Regions from separate parts of the Homo sapiens genome. Here region 2 is linked to region 1. Evidence: chromatin contacts called from ENCODE Hi-C or POLR2A ChIA-PET data. All regions are on one chromosome and are shown on one strand. The core of a region is the stretch at or near the end of the contact, and the rest is flanking DNA. Distances in the headings are between cores, read along the strand shown.

Region 1 (5,424 bases), core at 951-3,450:
ATTGCTTTGCGGGAGAGAAGGAACTCTTCATGGTTTCAGACTACAGCACTGCCTACCTTGTTATCTTAAATCTCTGATAGTAGGAAGCTCTTCCTGGTATCTAGTTCAAGTCACCTCCTCTCATCAGGATTTTGGGTGGTAGATCTGATGGCCATGATAGTGCTTCATAACTGGGAAGATTATTGTTCCCCAGATTAGGATATAGAGTCAGAAAGCTTCATGTCTCTCCATGTTTGTGGCTACTCTCATCATAAGATTGTGGCTGTCCAGACTCAGGACCGTGATGTCTGCCTGATTTTCAATTGCTGGGGCTGTCTTTGGCCATGGCACCTGGTCCTGAGACGAGTAGAGCAATCCTGCCACTTCCACCAGCTAGCAGCATACCTACTTCCTTCCTCTGAGTTGGAGGACAATCTGGAGGGTCAAGCAACACAGGGTGCTGTGTGAATGGGCTTTCTAGTGGATCCAGGTAGCTCTTGAGAAGCTGTGTGAGAAGCTCAGGATGTGTGAGAAGCTCTCAGAGAGTCAGCTCAGGATGGAGGTGCACTTCTCTGGGAAACGTGATGGATGGCACATAATGATTAGAGCTTTGCTTGCCCTACAAATTTTTTTTTTAATTTCATATATATTGTTTCCTCTATTTAAGTAATACATTCTCAGTGTAAGCTTTTCAAACGTTAAAGTAATACGTAATATAGAAAGTTGAAATTATACCAAAAGGACATAGATCAGTTATAGAGACGAACTCCTAATGGTGGTTTATTTACTCATTTAGCAAATATTTATTGAGTCCCTACTATGTGCTTCCTCTGAGGATTGCAATGAAGAATAAGGGAGGTAATGGCCTGCGTGGTGGCTCAAGTCTGTTAATCCTAGCACTTTGGGAGGCTGAGGCGGGTGGATCTCCTGAGCTCAGGGGTTTGAGACCAGCCTGGCCAACATGGCAAAACCCCGTCTCTACTAAAAATACAAAAAATTAGCCAGGTATGGTGGCGCGTGCCTGTAATCCCAGCTACTTGGGAGGCTGAAGCAGGAGAATCACTTGAACCCAGGAGGCAGAGGTTGCAGTAAGCTGAGATCGTGCCACTGCATTCCAGTCTGGGTGACAGAGTGAGACTCCGCCTCAAAAAAAAAAAAAAAAAAAAGAGAGGTAATATAAGAATACTGAGCATGCACCGGGCACATAGTAAGCATTCAGTAATGGTAGCTTCTAATATTGTTGTTATTGTCATCCTGACTGGAGGCAGAGGTATGGGCATCGTGAATATTTTCTGCAAGCTTTTCCTTGACTGGAGGGCTGGAATATCTGGGCCGTGAAGGTCATTGTTTTTTCTCATATAGTGTTCTAAGACCTTAGGGGCTTAGTCAGGGCCTTTGGTGGCCTCTGGCCCTGACACCAGGTTTGGTTCTTCTATGGATACGTCACACTTCTGGAAACAATGCTGTGAAGCAGCTCTTTTCCCTCTTGTCCAGTTTATTAGCTATGTGTTGTTGTATAACAAATTATTCTCAGATGTAGTGGGTTAAAACAACAGTAATAGTTTATTATTTTTCTGTTTCTTTGGGTCAGGAATTTGGAAATGTAGGCAGGGTGTTGACTGGGTATGAGAATCTGCTTCCAGTTTACACGCCTGGCTGGTTGGTGCCAGTTGTTGGTGAGAGGCCTCGGTTTCTCTCTCTGTGAGTTTCTCCACAGGGCTGTGCAGGTCTCCCCATGGCTTCCCCCAGAGTGAACAACATAGGACAGCAAGATGGAAACTTCAGTTCTTTTTGTGGCCTAGCCTTAGAATTCGACATCATCACTTCCTCTTTATTCTTTTGGTCACATAGATCATCTATAGTTAATGTGGGAGGCACCAACACAAAGGCTGGGATCGCTGGTGGGGATCGCCGGTGACCGTGCTGGAGACTGGCACCACACCTAGTATCTGGGGACTCTGTCCTAGGCACTGTGGAAGGAGACCCCACACATGCAGGGACAGTCAGTCACCTCATGGACCCTTGTCTGAGGCAGGTGTTCCTTGCAGCTCACTGAGCCTATGCCCTTCCCCCATGCTCTGGCCTCACGGTGCTGAGCTGCCCAGCTCAGTAGCTGCCTCTTGGCTGAAGTGGTGGCGTGTCAGGGGGAGGACAGTGGTTTCATTTTTGAGTCTTTGATCATGAGAGAAGGCTGAGCTCTTCTGGAAGTCTGCCAGTGGCTTGTGCTTCCAGACACTGGATTTCTCGAAATGGATTGACCAGCTGACCAGCCCCTTCCTATAGGCTTCTTGCCAACCTTCAGAGGAGGGAGCCATTTTTCTTACCTTGAAATCCAGTAATTTCAAGATGAGAGTAGACAGTATTATACTAAAAATGGGGTGTTTTTATCCTTTACAGTTTTATGTCTTGTGTAAGGAAGACTCTTAAAAGTGGGAGAGGTAAGAGGTGTGTGGCAAAAGAACTTCTTGAGTAAGATCCTGGTCTATGGATGGACATACAGCTTGTTGCTGTATATCTCTGGGCAAGTTACTTAACCTAAGCCTCAGCTTCCTCAGCTCAGAGATGAAGAAGACAGTGGTGCTTCACAGACTCATGTGAGGATTAAATGAGATAATGTAGGATGATACACATGAAGCTCATAGCACAGAACACAGCACATTGTAAGGAAATACAGCAAGAGCTGTCACTAAAATATTGTTAATGTTAATATCATCATCATCATTGTGCTCACCGACTCTGAGTGAGACCGAGAGAGGAGCATTGACTTCCCAAGCAACATAAAGGAAACCCAGGCCCGGAAACAGGGGCTCCTTCCCTCTCCAGCTTTCATACTTTCCATACCGAATGTTCTTCCACGTGATGCCTGAACTACAAATAGAAGTTTGGGCAACTCCCAATTATCCCTAGTGTGAATAATTCACTCTGAGATAATCTGTGTGCCTGGCTGGCTTCCCAAATCAGCTGAGTGGATTATTCTCCTCTTTCAATTATTCAACAGTACAAGTAATTGGGAGCTGGCATTAGAATGTAAAGGCCGTGAGGTCATCTCCTGTTGTTCTCAGTTGCACAGTCCTGCCAGTGGTGATGTTTCAGAGCAGTGCGGAGGCTGTAGAGCAGGCCCAAAGGGGGAGGACAGAGGTGGTGACAGGCATGACAGTGAAGAATGAAGGCCCTCAGATGGCAAGTTGGGGGAGGTGAAGCTAACAGCCACAGGCAGGAGAGCCCAAGAGGAACGGTTTATAAAGGCTGCCTTCCCTCTCCCTGGCCTGTAGAGAGAGACCCCGTTGCAGCCGAGTTCACGCTTTCCTGAGGAGCTCTTTGGATTTAGCTTTTGGTTCTGGAATGTTAGTGTATCCTGGAGTCTTTTAAAATATGACCAGCCACCCCTGTTCTCTTCTGTTTGCTGCTCAATTTGATATCAAGGGGTGCACGGAGAGACCTGAGGAGCCTCTTCTTTCTGGAGAGTAGGGTCTCTACATTGAAAATAGCATGTGTAGAAGCGTGATCCATTCATATAAAAAGTAAATGGGTAAAGATTTATATATAAATTTATATTGCACATATATTTTTAAATATGTGATATAAAAATCTGGGCCGGGCGTGATGGCTCATGCCTGTAGTCCTAGAACTTTGGGAGGCTGAGGCAGGAGGATCACTTGAGCCTGGAGTTTGAGACCAGCCTGGGCAACATAGTGGGACTTAGTCTCTACAATCACAACAACAAATTAGTCAAGGCTGGACACGGTGGCTCACACTTGTAGTCCCAGCATTCTGGGAGGCGGGAAGATCACTTGAGCCCAGAAGTTTGAGGGTAACATAGTGAGACCTCAGCTCTATATTAAAAAAAAATTTAGTCAGGTGCAGTGGCATATGTCTAGTCCCAGCTACATAGGAAGCTGCAACAGGAGGATCAGTTGAGCCTGGGAGCTCAGGGATGTAGTGAGCTGTGATCACACCACTGTACTCCAGCTTGGGTGACAGGGCGAGACCCTGTCTCAAAAGAAAAAAGAAAAAACTCTGCTCTTACCTCTGATGGTCTGAGAAACAGGGACTTTTCCTTTCTATTTTGCACTCTTCTATACTGCTTGATTTTTTTTTTCTTTACCATGAACTTACATGATTTATAATTATTTAAATTACTTATTATAAAATAAGACACAGAAGTTGCTGTTGGGTTTTCTGGCATGAGCCCTTTGGATTCTGTGTTTTAGCATTCATGATCATTCTCTGGGCCACTTTATTCTTACACAACCTTTTTTTTTTTTTTTTTTTTTTAAATACTTCAAGTTCTAGGGTACCTGTGCACAACGCGCAGGTTTGTTACATATGTTACACAACCTTTAATTGTATAAGGATAACCTTTAATTGGCTTGGGCTTGGGGGTGGACTCATCAGTTTGCCCAGATCCCTTCAGCCAGGTGGCAGGCAGGTGTCGCTCCTGCTGTACTGTAGGAATACTGTGGCCAGCCTCAGCTCCATGCTGGGACTGAACAAGGGCTTCTCTACCCCCATCACTGGGGCCTCAGCCCTGGGTTGTCCTCCCTTCTGCTCTTATTGCCCCTCTGTCCCCCTTGCCTGAGGACCCAGGACCCGTTTGTCCTGGACTTGGTGGACCCAGGGTTTTACCCTCATGTTACCCACATAGTCCTCTCTTTGCCTCTGGGGAGAAGGATTAAACTCTTGGTTCATGTACTATTTTGAGGTATTTGTCCAAGTTTAATAGTTGTGAAGGAAGAAAAAGGTTAGTTGCTGTTTGAACTGTTTCTCTGGGATTAACAAAAATTAGTTTGTGGCTCAAGAAAAATTGTGTGAGCTCAGTTTGTGGGGTGGGGTCATAGTTTCTGAGGTTCTCTCCAGGTTTGGCTGGTGCTTGGTTCCAGCCTGTGCTGAAGAAGGGCAGGGAACAAGTGGGAAGGAGGAGCTTTCTTGTCTCTGGGGCTCTTAACAGCTGTAGTAAATTGTGGCATGTGTGGAGCAGCAGCAGAGCCAGCCTGAGGAGCTCTGAGCCAGAGGGTTCACCCATGGGAAAGCTGCTTTTTAGCCCAGCTTGAGGTTCTTACATCTGGACCCAGCATGGCTGCGTTGAACCAGACCTTCAAATGTGGCTGTGAGTACCAGGCATGGCTAGAGCATTTAAGTACTCCACATGGGAGCTGAGCTTTGTCTTTCTGCATTTCTAGGGACAGGCTCAGTGGACAAGTAATGGTGGCAGAAAGAACTTGGTGACCAGATGTTGGCTAGCACCACTGCTTTCGGCGGGCCCCAGGTTGTTGGTGAAGTCAACGGAATCACTTAAGAATGTGCAGAGCTCAGGAACTGAAGCCTCATGATTCTCCTGCTGGATCTGGCTTCCAAAGGTCCCCATAACCCTTATCCCCAGCTGGCCTTGGAACAACGAGGCCTCCTATGTCTCAGCTCTCCCCAGGGACCCTACAGAGCTCATTC
Region 2 (5,424 bases), core at 2,153-4,652, 47 kb before region 1:
TAACTGGAGAACTTAGAGCCTAGTCATGGACAATAAGGGAGGCTTCTCAGAGGATGTGACATTTAGGCCAAGCGTTATAGGATGATTGGGGTTGGCTGGGTGAAGAGGGGGGACTAGAGCAGGGGATGGCAAACTACTGCCCATAGGTCAAATCTGGCCCAACACCTCCTTTCCTAAATAAAATTTTATTGGGGCACAGCAACCCCTATTTGTTCATGCATTGTTTATTGCTGTTTTTATGCCACAATGGCAGAATTGAGTAGTTGTGACAGAGACCATATGGCTCACAAAGTCAAAAATATTTACTACCAGGCCCTTTAGAAAAAGTTTGCCAATCCTTAGATTAGAGCATTCCAGCTAGAGGAAACAACATGTGCAGAGATTCTAGGGCAGGGACAAGCTTGGGGAGATTGAGGGCCTGGAAAAGATTGGAGTGACTGGAGCACAGCGGCCTGGAGGGGAGCATAGATGAAGTGGGAAGGTTCGGGGGCTGGAGAGGTGAGGTTGGAGATATCATGCTCTTTATGATTTTAGCCTTGATCCTAAGAACCACTAGAGAGTTTGAAGCAGGGAAGTAACTGATCAGACTTATAATAACTAATATTTGTTGAGTGTTGTCATATACCAGGCACTGCTTCAAGTGCTCTGTATGCATTAATTCATTGACTTCCGTGGCTGCCCTATGAGTAGGTACCACTATTAATCCCATTTTATAACCGAGGAAAATGAGGCACAGAGAGATTATGTAATTGCTCAAGATCATCCAGCCTAGTGAGTGGTAGAGCTGGAATTTGCAGCAAGGTCTGTCTGACCCTAAACTCTGTGCTCTAAAACTTTTGGCCACTCTGTTTCTCAAAGGCAACTGGTACCTTTTGAATTAAGCTCAAAAGGTGGAGCTAACAAGGAGCCAATAAAAGCCATTGATTTATTCAATAAATAAATCAAGTGTCTACTAACTCCCAGGCACTGTTCCAGGCACTTGAGATACGTCTATGAACAAAATTAGGGCTTAACCTTCTAGCAGAAGCAGATAGACAAGCATAAGAAAGAAGTAATTATATGTAATATGTTTGTAGGTAATAAATACTGTAGAAAAATAGAAACTATGGCGAGATAGGAACTGGCAGCATTGAGAAGGGGCATCTCTGGCTGGAGGAAGAGCAAGTGTGGAAGCCCGGTGGTGGGAACATGCCTAGTGTGTTTGAATCAGCTGGAGCTGAGAGCAGGCAGAGAAGAAGTACATACAGCTCAGAGAGATAATGGGAGGAAGAATATAGAGGGCCTGTAGGCCATGGAAAAGAGTGAACTTGCATATTATTGAAGGATATTGAGCAGAAGAATGATGTGATCTGACTTACTTTTAAAAGGATTCCTCCAGCTACTGTGTTGAGAATTAGACTGCAGGTGGGGGGCTTGGTAGAAGCAGAGACCAGATAGGAGGCTATTGCAGTAATCCAGACTAGGGGCAACAGTGGCCCAGGAGGCTGTGTAATCATAATCAAAGGCTTGTTTGAGATCCTTGTCAAGACACAGATCCTCAATGTCCTCCCATGCACCATGCACGACAGTGCCCTTGTTCTCTGTAAACTGGGCTAAAAGACATGCTTTCTTCCTTTAGGATTTTGCCAGCATCTGTGGTGAAAGAGGATGAGTATGCACTGTATCCATAGGAATTATGGGGCAGCCTCTTCATCTTCTTTCTCTGCTCATAACTCTTTCTCAGGCCTCAAATAGCAGGACTCTGATCCTCTTAGAGAAAAAAAATGAACCTCGGTTCTCTTTCCCCTTTCCAGTCTTACTCTCCAGGGTAAAAACCAAGAACTCCAACAGCTTTTCCATTAGAGATATTTAAAGGATTAAGGATATAAGGGGTTATTTGCCAACTCAGTCCTCCTTTGATGTTGACAGCTTCTATTTTTTCTCATCTTAACATATTTGGATGAATCTTTAGGTATCAGGTCACCATGGGCTCTTGCACATGAAACACCAAAATGACTGGAGAGCTTATCATACCTGGAAGGGTGTGAGTCCACAGGAGGCTTGGGCTAGCATTGCCCCAACAAAGTTCTTTGTTTTCCCTTGTAGGCTCTTTGTCACTTGGCAGTGTCTTCCCTAAGGTGACATCCCCATTCTGCTTTCACAGGCCACCTCACCAGACCCATCCTGAGGTCATCCCAAAATCAGTCCCTGGCAGAAGCCAAATTTGTCTGTTGGCAGAGAAATGTTCTGGATCATTGGTGTTTTGACTGGAAGGGCTGGTGCATCAGGCTGCCATGCAGCAATGTTAAGCTGTGATTTCACTGGGGGATTAAGTAAGACACAACTCGGCCCGAGTCCCAGTTGTGATGGGGGCTTGGGGTGATGTAGTACTAGTTTTAAGGAAGATGGCACTTTCCTAGCCAGGAACTTCCCCAGTCCTTTCTCATTCCAGACTCACTGAATGGTGGTTTGAGGAGCTGTAGGCTCCAAGGACCCAAACCAGGTCTGCCAGGCTTCCTCACAGCCATATTTGAATTATTAAACAGGATATGTGAAAAGCAAAACCTTGTGTGTGGAAACAGATGGTGAGTTATTTATGAGGAGCGGCCTCCGTCCGCCCCATCTACCTCGGGCAGTACATTTGCCTTCTCCCACGTGTCTCCTCAGCTGTGTGCCACCATTTTTCCCCTTCGCTGTTTCCCATTCTCTCATTGTCTTATCAGTGCCCTGCTTCTTTCCTTTCCTCCAGGGTGTTGGCATAGTTCCCTCCTGCACTCCCTCCTCCTCTTCCTCTCTGCCTGTCCCACCCCACCCCGAAGGCAGCCTGAGAACAGTTTTGGCCCCAGACCGAGATGGGGAGCTGTGGACCTGGGCTATGGTCATGGTTTCTCCTGTATGTCACCAGGGGGGGGCCCAGCTTTTGATGTGCACTGGGCAGAATGAATCGTTTCTTCCTCACTGTTAGTGAAGTAAACCATGAGAAAACATCCCAAAAAGGCTGAAGTGCTTATATAAATGTCTGCATTTCTATCATGCTGAATTATCATTGTAGTAATAGTAGATAAACTGACTCTAGAACAGAAGGTCCATGATTCTGGGCTGTGTTGCTTTGGAGCTGACCGAGTGGCAGCTGCTCTGCTAGGAACTCATACCAGCTTTATAAGTGGCCATTCCAGGCGTGGTATGACAGGATTCTGAGCCATAGTTTTGTATCCAGAAAACCCAGAGGAAGGACAACCAAAGAATAGGTAGTGAATTCTTACATTGTAAAATTAGAGCATGTAGGGAAGGAAGGAAGGTGCTTATGTCAGCAAAGCACCCAACCCTGAGTCTCCCTAGTTAGCTGGGCTGTGGCTCAACCAGTTATTCCTCTTCATAAGAACAGTTTGGGGCAGAAAAATGTCCATGGCCTGGGGCCACATGGCAGAGCAGACTTCATGCTTACTTCACAACCTGGTTTAGCCATTACTTCATGTCTGCGGTACCAGAGGCCCATTCATTTTGTTGGCACAGATACCCCAGATTGCCTTTTTATTCACACTGGAGCTTTATTTCAGGAACATTCTTTTCTGATCAAATTCATACTCATTAATGCAACAGTTATTCATTGAACACCTAACCATATGCTCAGCACCATCCTAGTCCCTGGAGCTACAAGCGTGGACAGACAGACAAAACCCCTGCTGTCATGGAGATTCCATCCAAATGTGTATGAATATGATTTTTCAAGTGGCAACAACAGGCTAGGCCACCACAAAACACTAGCACAGTCAAATACCAATCCTCACACTTGATTTCTCTGTCAGAGTCCTCTCCTAGTTCAGAGAGGCAAGGATGCAGTTGGGAAGGGGCCCTGTGGAATCTGGAGGAGAAAGATGGGTAGCAGCCACAGTTGTTGGGCTTCAGCTTCCTGAGTTTTCCTCATGATTGATAGCGTGGGATTAGCATATGGGCAAGATGCAGCCTTTGTGGCAACAAAGATATATTCGAGGGAGACTGTAGCGGGTACATGTAGAAAACAGGATCCAGTGACCTTTCTGAGGAAAGCGAGTTGTCTTGTTCCAGGGTACTAATAAACTGTGGGTAATGAGATCCGCTATAGAGTAAAAGAGAGAATCCGGACTTGGGGATTTGGAGCTTAAATGATAGCCTAGACCAATGCTGTTGAATAGAACTTTATGTAATGATAGAAATGTTCTGCACTGTCTGATACATAGCCACTAGCCAGTAGCACAGGCTTAGACAGAAACCTTTGGGAGAGCGATTTTCTTGCATATTTTATCATGAATGTCTTCAGATGCAGTCAACCTGAGATGCAAGAGAAAGGTACTATTGTTATTCCCCCCTCCCCAGCACTCTTACGGCAACCCCCCTCCCAATAACAGGGCTCCTTTTATAGTCCCTAGCTTCTAATTTAAAATCAGCTTTAAAAATCTGCCTCCACTGTCCCCATTGGGATTGGACATCAGCAGGAAGCATGGCACCATTTAGTGGTGCTGATGACGCCAGATTCTTTGTGTTAACAGCTTGTACATTAGGAGCAAGCTTTGTGACTCATTATGATATTAGAATTTTCCAGGACATGTTTGGCATAAGCAATAGCTAGGTGTCATTTCTGCTGATTCCCACGCAGGTGCTCATCAATCGTGTTAGATGAATTAGGAGTTCTCAAATTTAAGAGTATTAAAAAATTGGTTTTTACAAACCTTTTCTTAGTCAAAAAGGCCATTATTGATTTTTCCATGGCTTTTTAATTTGTTTTTGGGTAGTCACCAAAAGAAAGGCTCTAAGAACAGCTTTCCTGTCCCTGATGGCTATGCTGTACTAAGCAGTGGCTCTGTTGCAGATGGACAATGCGCAGGACCTGCTTTCCTTTGGTGGTCTTCAAGTGGTGATCAATGGGCTGAACAGCACAGAGCCCCTCGTGAAGGAGTATGCTGCGTTTGTGCTGGGCGCTGCCTTTTCCAGGTGAGCAGTATAATGGACGTCCCAATGGCCAGAATTGCTTGGCCTGATCTGCTTGGAAGAAGGGTACACTTGAATGTGCCTGTTGCTACTGACATTTCAGTGTCATCTCAATGAAACTAGAGTAAAATTTGATTCTGCCCTTATTCCAAGTAGATAGGAATTTTTACCCATGTTGTCACCATCTGTGACTCTCTGTTCCCCCATCTTATGTGTATGGACATTTAATAACACATCTTAGGTCACATTCTCTGTTTTATTCAAAGCTTGTAAAAAGTTAGACCAACTATAAATAGTAGAGAGGGAGGGGAATAAACAAGAGTAGGTCTTTTGGCAGTAAAGCTACATCTAGTGACGAATAAATGATGAGCCTGACCAAGGGGGTGCTTTCAGGGAGGAATGTGTCTTGCCCTAGTTGTCTGGAACCAATGTACATGCCGTCAGATTATCGCCCTCTCTAGGTTGGAAATTGTTGAGAAT

Evidence for each region. A loop is a pair of places that touch in the nucleus more often than their neighbours do. ChIA-PET counts read pairs that join two places held with the same protein, here RNA polymerase II (POLR2A). Pooled maps may share reads with other maps.
Region 2: a map of ascending aorta shows a loop between it and region 1 (3-fold over the local background). The contact joins two enhancer-like sites. A Hi-C loop is called at or near these places in 3 of 168 maps with a recorded cell type or tissue (aorta, ascending aorta and cardiac septum) and 3 of 50 pooled maps. POLR2A ChIA-PET finds 5 or more read pairs at or near these places in 1 of 52 experiments (activated T-cell).

Annotation. Positions count from the first base shown.
Region 1 is chr5:138,972,032-138,977,455 of GRCh38, reverse strand. All of the region lies in intron 7 of SIL1 (SIL1 nucleotide exchange factor), which reads left to right. LOC124901079 (a long non-coding RNA gene) reads right to left here. Exons shown (of 2, transcript XR_007058954.1): 2 at 1,517-5,424. Among named protein-coding and RNA genes, the nearest start is that of LRRTM2, 99 kb to the right of the region's middle. Within about 2 kb of position 2,200, at least 20 of the 41 ENCODE cell types and tissues checked have a DNase peak (open chromatin) inside an H3K27ac peak, as active enhancers do; they include ascending aorta, where a contact is called at or near this core.
Region 2 is chr5:139,020,694-139,026,117 of GRCh38, reverse strand. It overlaps SIL1 (SIL1 nucleotide exchange factor), which reads left to right. Exons shown (of 10, transcript NM_022464.5): 7 at 4,826-4,947. Among named protein-coding and RNA genes, the nearest start is that of LRRTM2, 150 kb to the right of the region's middle. Within about 2 kb of position 3,402, at least 2 of the 41 ENCODE cell types and tissues checked have a DNase peak (open chromatin) inside an H3K27ac peak, as active enhancers do; they include ascending aorta, where a contact is called at or near this core.